Linked DNA regions of Homo sapiens: region 1 is linked to region 2. A link is an interaction called in ENCODE POLR2A ChIA-PET data of the cell type or tissue named here. Cell type or tissue: PC-3. All regions are shown on one strand. Links, peaks and the distances in the headings refer to the core of each region. The heading gives the core; the rest is flanking DNA. Region 1 has its middle 12 kb from the start of CFAP70. Region 2 overlaps FAM149B1 (family with sequence similarity 149 member B1).

Region 1 (2,816 bases), core at 152-2,651, 150 kb before region 2:
AGGATGGTCTCGATCTCCTGCCCTCGTGATCCACCCGCCTCAGCCTCCCAAAGTGCTGGGATTACAGGCGTGAGCCACCGCGCCCAGCCCAGTCTTTGTCTTTTGATTAGAACGTTTAATCCTGGCTGGGCGTGGTAGCTCACACCTGTAATTCCAGCACTTTGGGAGGCTGAGGCCAGCGGATCACTTGAGATCAGGAGTTCAAGACCAGCCTAGCCAACATGGTGAGACCCCGTCTCTACAAAAAATACAAAAATTAGCCGGGTGTGGTGGCATGCGCCTATAATCCCAGCTACTCGGGAGGCTGAGGTAGGAGAATTGCTTGAACCCAGGAGGTGGAGGTTGTAGGGAGCTGAGATCATGCCACTACAATCCAGCCTGGGCTACAGAGCGAGACTCCATCTCAAAAATAAAAATTAAAAAAAAGAAAATGTAATCTATTTACATTTAAAGTAATTACTGATAAGAACTTCTGTTGTATTGCTATTTGTTCTCCATATGGCTTACTGCTTTTTTGTCCCTCATTTCCTGCATTACTGTCTTTTGTGTTTAGTTGTTTTGTAGTGAAACATTTAAATTCATTTCCCTTTGTTTTGTGTATATTCTATAGCTATTTTCTCTGTGGTTACCATGGGGATAACATTTAACATCCTAAAGTTATAACACTAAATTTATGCCAGCTTCAGTGACATATACAAACTCTTCTAACAGCTGTGTCCTCACCCCTTTTGGTTGATGTCACAAAATTACATCTTTTTACATTGTGTGACCCAAAACATAAACTAATTCTTTTAAATACATTAGTTTCTTAAATTACGTAGAATACAAAATTTGGAGTTACAAACCAAAATTACAGTTATGCTAGTGTTTAGTTTTTTTTAATGTGTTCATCTCAAATCATGTAGAAAACCAAAAGTATCGTCACAGACTATTATTACAATAACATTAGCTTTTATAATTGCCCATGTATTTACCCTTTATTGAGATCTTTATTTCTTCATGTGGCTTCAAGTTACTGTCTAGTCTCCTTTCATTTCATCCTGCAGGACTAGGACTTCTTTGAGCATTTCTTGTAGGGCAGGTCTAGTGGTAATGAACTTTCCCAGCTTTTATCTAGGAATGTCTAAATTTCTTCCTCACTTTTTAAGGACAGTTTTGCCAGATATAGGATTCTTGGGTCGACAATTTTTTTTTTAGCACTTTAACTATATCATCCAATTCTTTCTGATGAGAAATCTGCTGATAATCTTATTAAAAATATCTTGTATGTGGCAAATCACTTCTCTCTTGCTGATTTCAGGATTCTCTCTTTGGATTTAGAAAGTTTGATTAAAGGCTGGGCACGGTGGCTCACGTCTGTAATCCCAGCACTTTGGGAGGCTGAGGCAGGCGGATCACGAGGTCAGGAGATCAAGACCATCCTGGCTAACACTGTGAAACCCTGTCTCGACTGAAAATACAAAAAATTAGCTGGGCGTGGTGGTGGGCGCCTGTAGTCCCAGCTACTCGGGAGGCTGAGGCAGGAGAATGGCATGAACCCGGGAGACAGAGCTTGCAGTGAGCCGAGATCGTGCCACTGCACTCCAGCCTGCGTGACAGAGCGAGACTCCATCTTAAAAAAAAAAAAAAAAGAAACTTCGATTGATTAAAATGTGTCTTAATGTGGCTCTCTTTAAGTTCATCTACTTGGAGTTCATTGAGCTGCTTGGGTGTTTATATTCATGTCTCATAGAACTTGGGAAGCTTTTAAGCCATTATTTCTTCAAATATTTTCTCTTCCTATTTCTTGCCCATTAGAATTCCCACAATGTGTATGATGGTCCACTTGATGGTGTTTCACAGGTCCGTTAGGCTCTGTTCACTTTTCCTCAATCTTTTTTCTTTCTGTTTTTCAGACTCAGTTTCCATTGTCCTGTCTCCAATTTGACTTACTCTTTTTTTTGCTTGTTTAAATCTGCCTTTGAATCCTGCTAGTGAATTTTTGCATTTCAGTTATTGTATTTTTCAGCTCCAGAATTTGTTTGGTTTCTTTTTAGGTTTTCTATCTCTTTATTGATATTTCCATTTTCTTTATACATCATTTTCTTGGCTTTTTCCATATCTTCCTTTAGTTTTTTGATCATCTCTTTTATTTTATTTTATTTTTTTGAGACAGGGCCTCACTCCTGTCGCACAGGCTAGAGTGCAGTGGCGCAATCACAGCTTAACTGCAGCCTCGACTTACCTGGCTCAGTTGATCTCCCATGTCAGACTCCAAGTAGCTGGGACTACAGGTGTGTGCCACCACATCCAGCTAATTTTTTGTATTTTTTAGTAGAGATGGAGTTTCACTGTGTTGCCCAGGCTGGTTTCAAACTCCTGGGCTCAAGTGATCTGCCCACCTTGGCTTCCCAAAGTGTTGGGATTACAGGCATGAGCCACCACCACACCTGGCCTTATATCTTTAAGACAGTTTTTTGTTTTTGTGTTTTGAGACAAGGGTCTCGCTCTGTCACCCAGGCTGGAGTGCAGTGGCACAATCCAAGCTCACTGCAGCCTCAAACTCCAGGGCTCAAAGTGAGCCTTCTGCCTCAACATCCCAAGTAGCTAGTTAGGACTATAGACACAGGCCACTGCACCTGGCTGGCTTATTTTTTAATTCTTCTTCTTCTTTTTTTTTTTTTTTTCTCTAAGAGACAGGGTCTCACTGTGTTACCCAGGCTGCTCTTGAACTCCCAGCCTCAAGTGATCCTCTTGCCTTGGCCTCCCAAAGTGCTGGAATTATAGGCATGAACCACCACACCCAGCCTTTAAGACAGGTTTTAAAATTTTTTTGT
Region 2 (2,816 bases), core at 171-2,670:
ATAGAGGTTGGGAAAGTTGCTCTAATAATAGAGATAGGTTTGTACCAGCACCTGTCAGTTTGTTCTAACAACAATGAACCAACTGGTCCATGACAAAGCCAAAACTGCAAGTGTTCTCTTTCTGTACTTCCAGGTATTATAATAAAAAGTAATGACAATAGCTAACATTTATTGAGCTCTTAAATATTACAGGAACTACTCTATATACTTTCATGTAACTGGTTTATTTCTTAAACAATACTATGAAATAGATATTAGTATTTATACTCATTTTATAGATAAACTGAGGCTCAAAGAAGTTAAGCAACTAGCCAAGAATCTAAATAAAGTTAGTGTCAGACCCAGTGGTCAAACCCAGGTCGTGTGGCAACAAAGTCTGTATCTTTTTTTTGAGACAGAGTCTCGCTCTGTTGCCCAGGCTGGAACGTGGTGGTGCAAGCTCCGCTCACTGCAAGCTCTGCCTCCCACGTTCATGCCATTCTCCTGCCTCAGCCTCCCAAGTAGCTGGGACTACAGGTGCCCGCCACCACACCCGCTTAATTTTTGTATTTTTAGTAGAGATGGGGTTTCACCATGTTAGCCAGGATGGTCTTGATCTCCTGACCTCATGATCCACCCGCCTCGGCCTTCCAAAATGCTGGGATTATAGGTGTGAACCACTGTGCCCGGCCCAAAGTCTGTACTTTTAATCATTATATGCCACTGCTTCTCATGGGGATCACATTGTAGAGCAGGGTTGGCAAACTATAGCCCATGGGTCAAATCTGGCCTGCTACTTAAAAAAAAAAAAAAAAAATTATTGTGGTAAAATACACATGACTTACCATTTTACACTCATGTTACTTAACAACAGGGATACCTTCTGAGAATGGCATTATTAGGTGATTCTGTTGTGTGAAGTCTGAGTGTATTTACACAAACCTAGGTGATACAGCCTATTACACACCTTAGCTAAATGGTACAGCCTGTTGCTCCTAGGCACAGGCCTGTACAGCATGTTACTGTACTGAATACTGGGGGCAACTATAACACAATGGTTAGCATTTGTATATTTAAACAAGCCTGAACATAGGAAAGGTACAATAAAATTATGGTACAAAAGATAAAAATGGTACAGGTACCTTGTATAGGGTACTTATCATGAATGGAGCTTACAGGAATGAAAGTTGCTCTGAGTGAGTCACTGAGTGAGTGGTGAGTGAATGTGAAGGCCTAGGTCATTACTGGACTGTCTATAAACACTGTACATTTAGGTTACACTACATTTTTAAAAATTTCTTCAAAAAATTACCCTTAGTTATACTTTTTGACTTTATAAATTTTTTATTTTTTTAACTTTTTGATCCTTTTGAAATAACAGCTTAAGGCACAAACACTGTACAACTGTACAAAAATATTTTTTCTTTATTTCCTTATTCTATGAGGTTTGCCTATTTTTTAATTAATTTTTACTGTTTAATCTTTTTGTTAAAATCTAAGACACAAACACACACATTAGCCTAGGCCTACATAGGATGAGGATCATCAATATCACTGTTTTCCACCTACACTTCCTGTCCCACCGGAAGGTCTTCAAAGGTTGTGTAACACACATGGAGCTGTCATCTCCTGTGGTAACAATGCCTTCTTCTGGAATACCTCCTGAAGGACCTACCTGAGGCTATTTTACAGTTAACTTTAAAAGACATGGTAGGAGAACACTCTAATGATAAAAATATAGTATATACATAAACCAGTAACATAATCGTTTATTATGAAGTATATGTACTGTACATAATTGTTTATGCTGTATTTTTATATGACTGGCAGTGCAGTAGGTTTGTTTATACCAGCATCACCACAAACACATCAGTAATGAGTTGTGCTTTGACTTTACGACAACTACAATGGCATTAGGTGATAGGAGTTTTTCAGCTCCATTATAATCTTATGAGACCATCATATATGTGGTCCAACATTGACCAAAGTGTCATTATGCCACACAGGACTGTATACAATTCAGCAGCATTAGTTACATTCATGATGTTGTGCAACCCTTACCTCTATCTAGTTCAATAACTTTTTATCACCCCAAAAAGAAACCCCATACCTGTTACTACTGCCTGTTTTTCAAAATAACGGTGTGGCTGGGTGTGGTGGCTCACACCTGTGATCCCAGCACTTTGGGAGGCCGAGGTGGGCAGATCACCTGAGGTCAGGAGTTCGAGACCAGCCTGGCCAACATAGTGAAACCCCATCTCTACTAAAAATACAAAAAATAGCTGGGTGTGGTGGCAGGCACTTGTAATCCCAGCTACTCGGGAGGCTGAGGCAGGAGAATCACTTAAACCCAGGAGGCGGAGCTTGCAGTGAGCCGAGATCACACCACTGCACTCCAGCCTGGGCCACGGAGCGAGACTGTCTCAAAAAAAAAAAAAAAAAAAAGTTGTAATAATCATTTGTTTATTCTCATAGTGGTATAGTATTCCATTGTATGAATATATCACATTCTACTGTTGATGGACATGTGGGTAGTTTCTGATGTATGTTTTCTAGTTATTTATGAACATTCTTGCACCTATCTTTTGGTGAACATATGTACTGAGTATGTACTAGTGTACACAGCCAAGCTCATTCATTTACATCTTATTTATGGCTGCTTTCATGCTACAAGGGCAGAGTTGAGTAGTTGCAACAGAGACTGGATGGTTGTCAAAGACTGAAATCTTTACCACCAGCCTCTGCATAGACAGTTGTTTCCTGACCCCTGTTTTAAGGTATTTCAGTCAACCTACTAAATGCCAATTAGAGATCCTCCAGCTCCATTTCATGATGTC

The links. ChIA-PET counts read pairs that join two places held together with the same protein. Peaks named below come from ENCODE experiments on the same cell type or tissue, not always from the same donor. Only the 100,000 strongest peaks of a DNase experiment are listed, where the experiment ranks them.
Region 1: POLR2A ChIA-PET joins it to region 2 with 5 read pairs; 4 of 35 experiments call an interaction of 5 or more read pairs at or near these places.

The regions. Positions count from the first base shown.
Region 1 is chr10:73,369,892-73,372,707 of GRCh38, reverse strand. No RefSeq gene overlaps it. Among named protein-coding and RNA genes, the nearest start is that of CFAP70, 12 kb to the right of the region's middle. In PC-3, for the core only: no CTCF peak of the experiment used is centred there; no DNase peak of the experiment used is centred there.
Region 2 is chr10:73,224,080-73,226,895 of GRCh38, reverse strand. The region is part of intron 7 of FAM149B1 (family with sequence similarity 149 member B1); the gene reads right to left. Among named protein-coding and RNA genes, the nearest start is that of DNAJC9, 22 kb to the left of the region's middle. In PC-3, for the core only: no CTCF peak of the experiment used is centred there; a DNase peak (open chromatin) is centred at 1,175.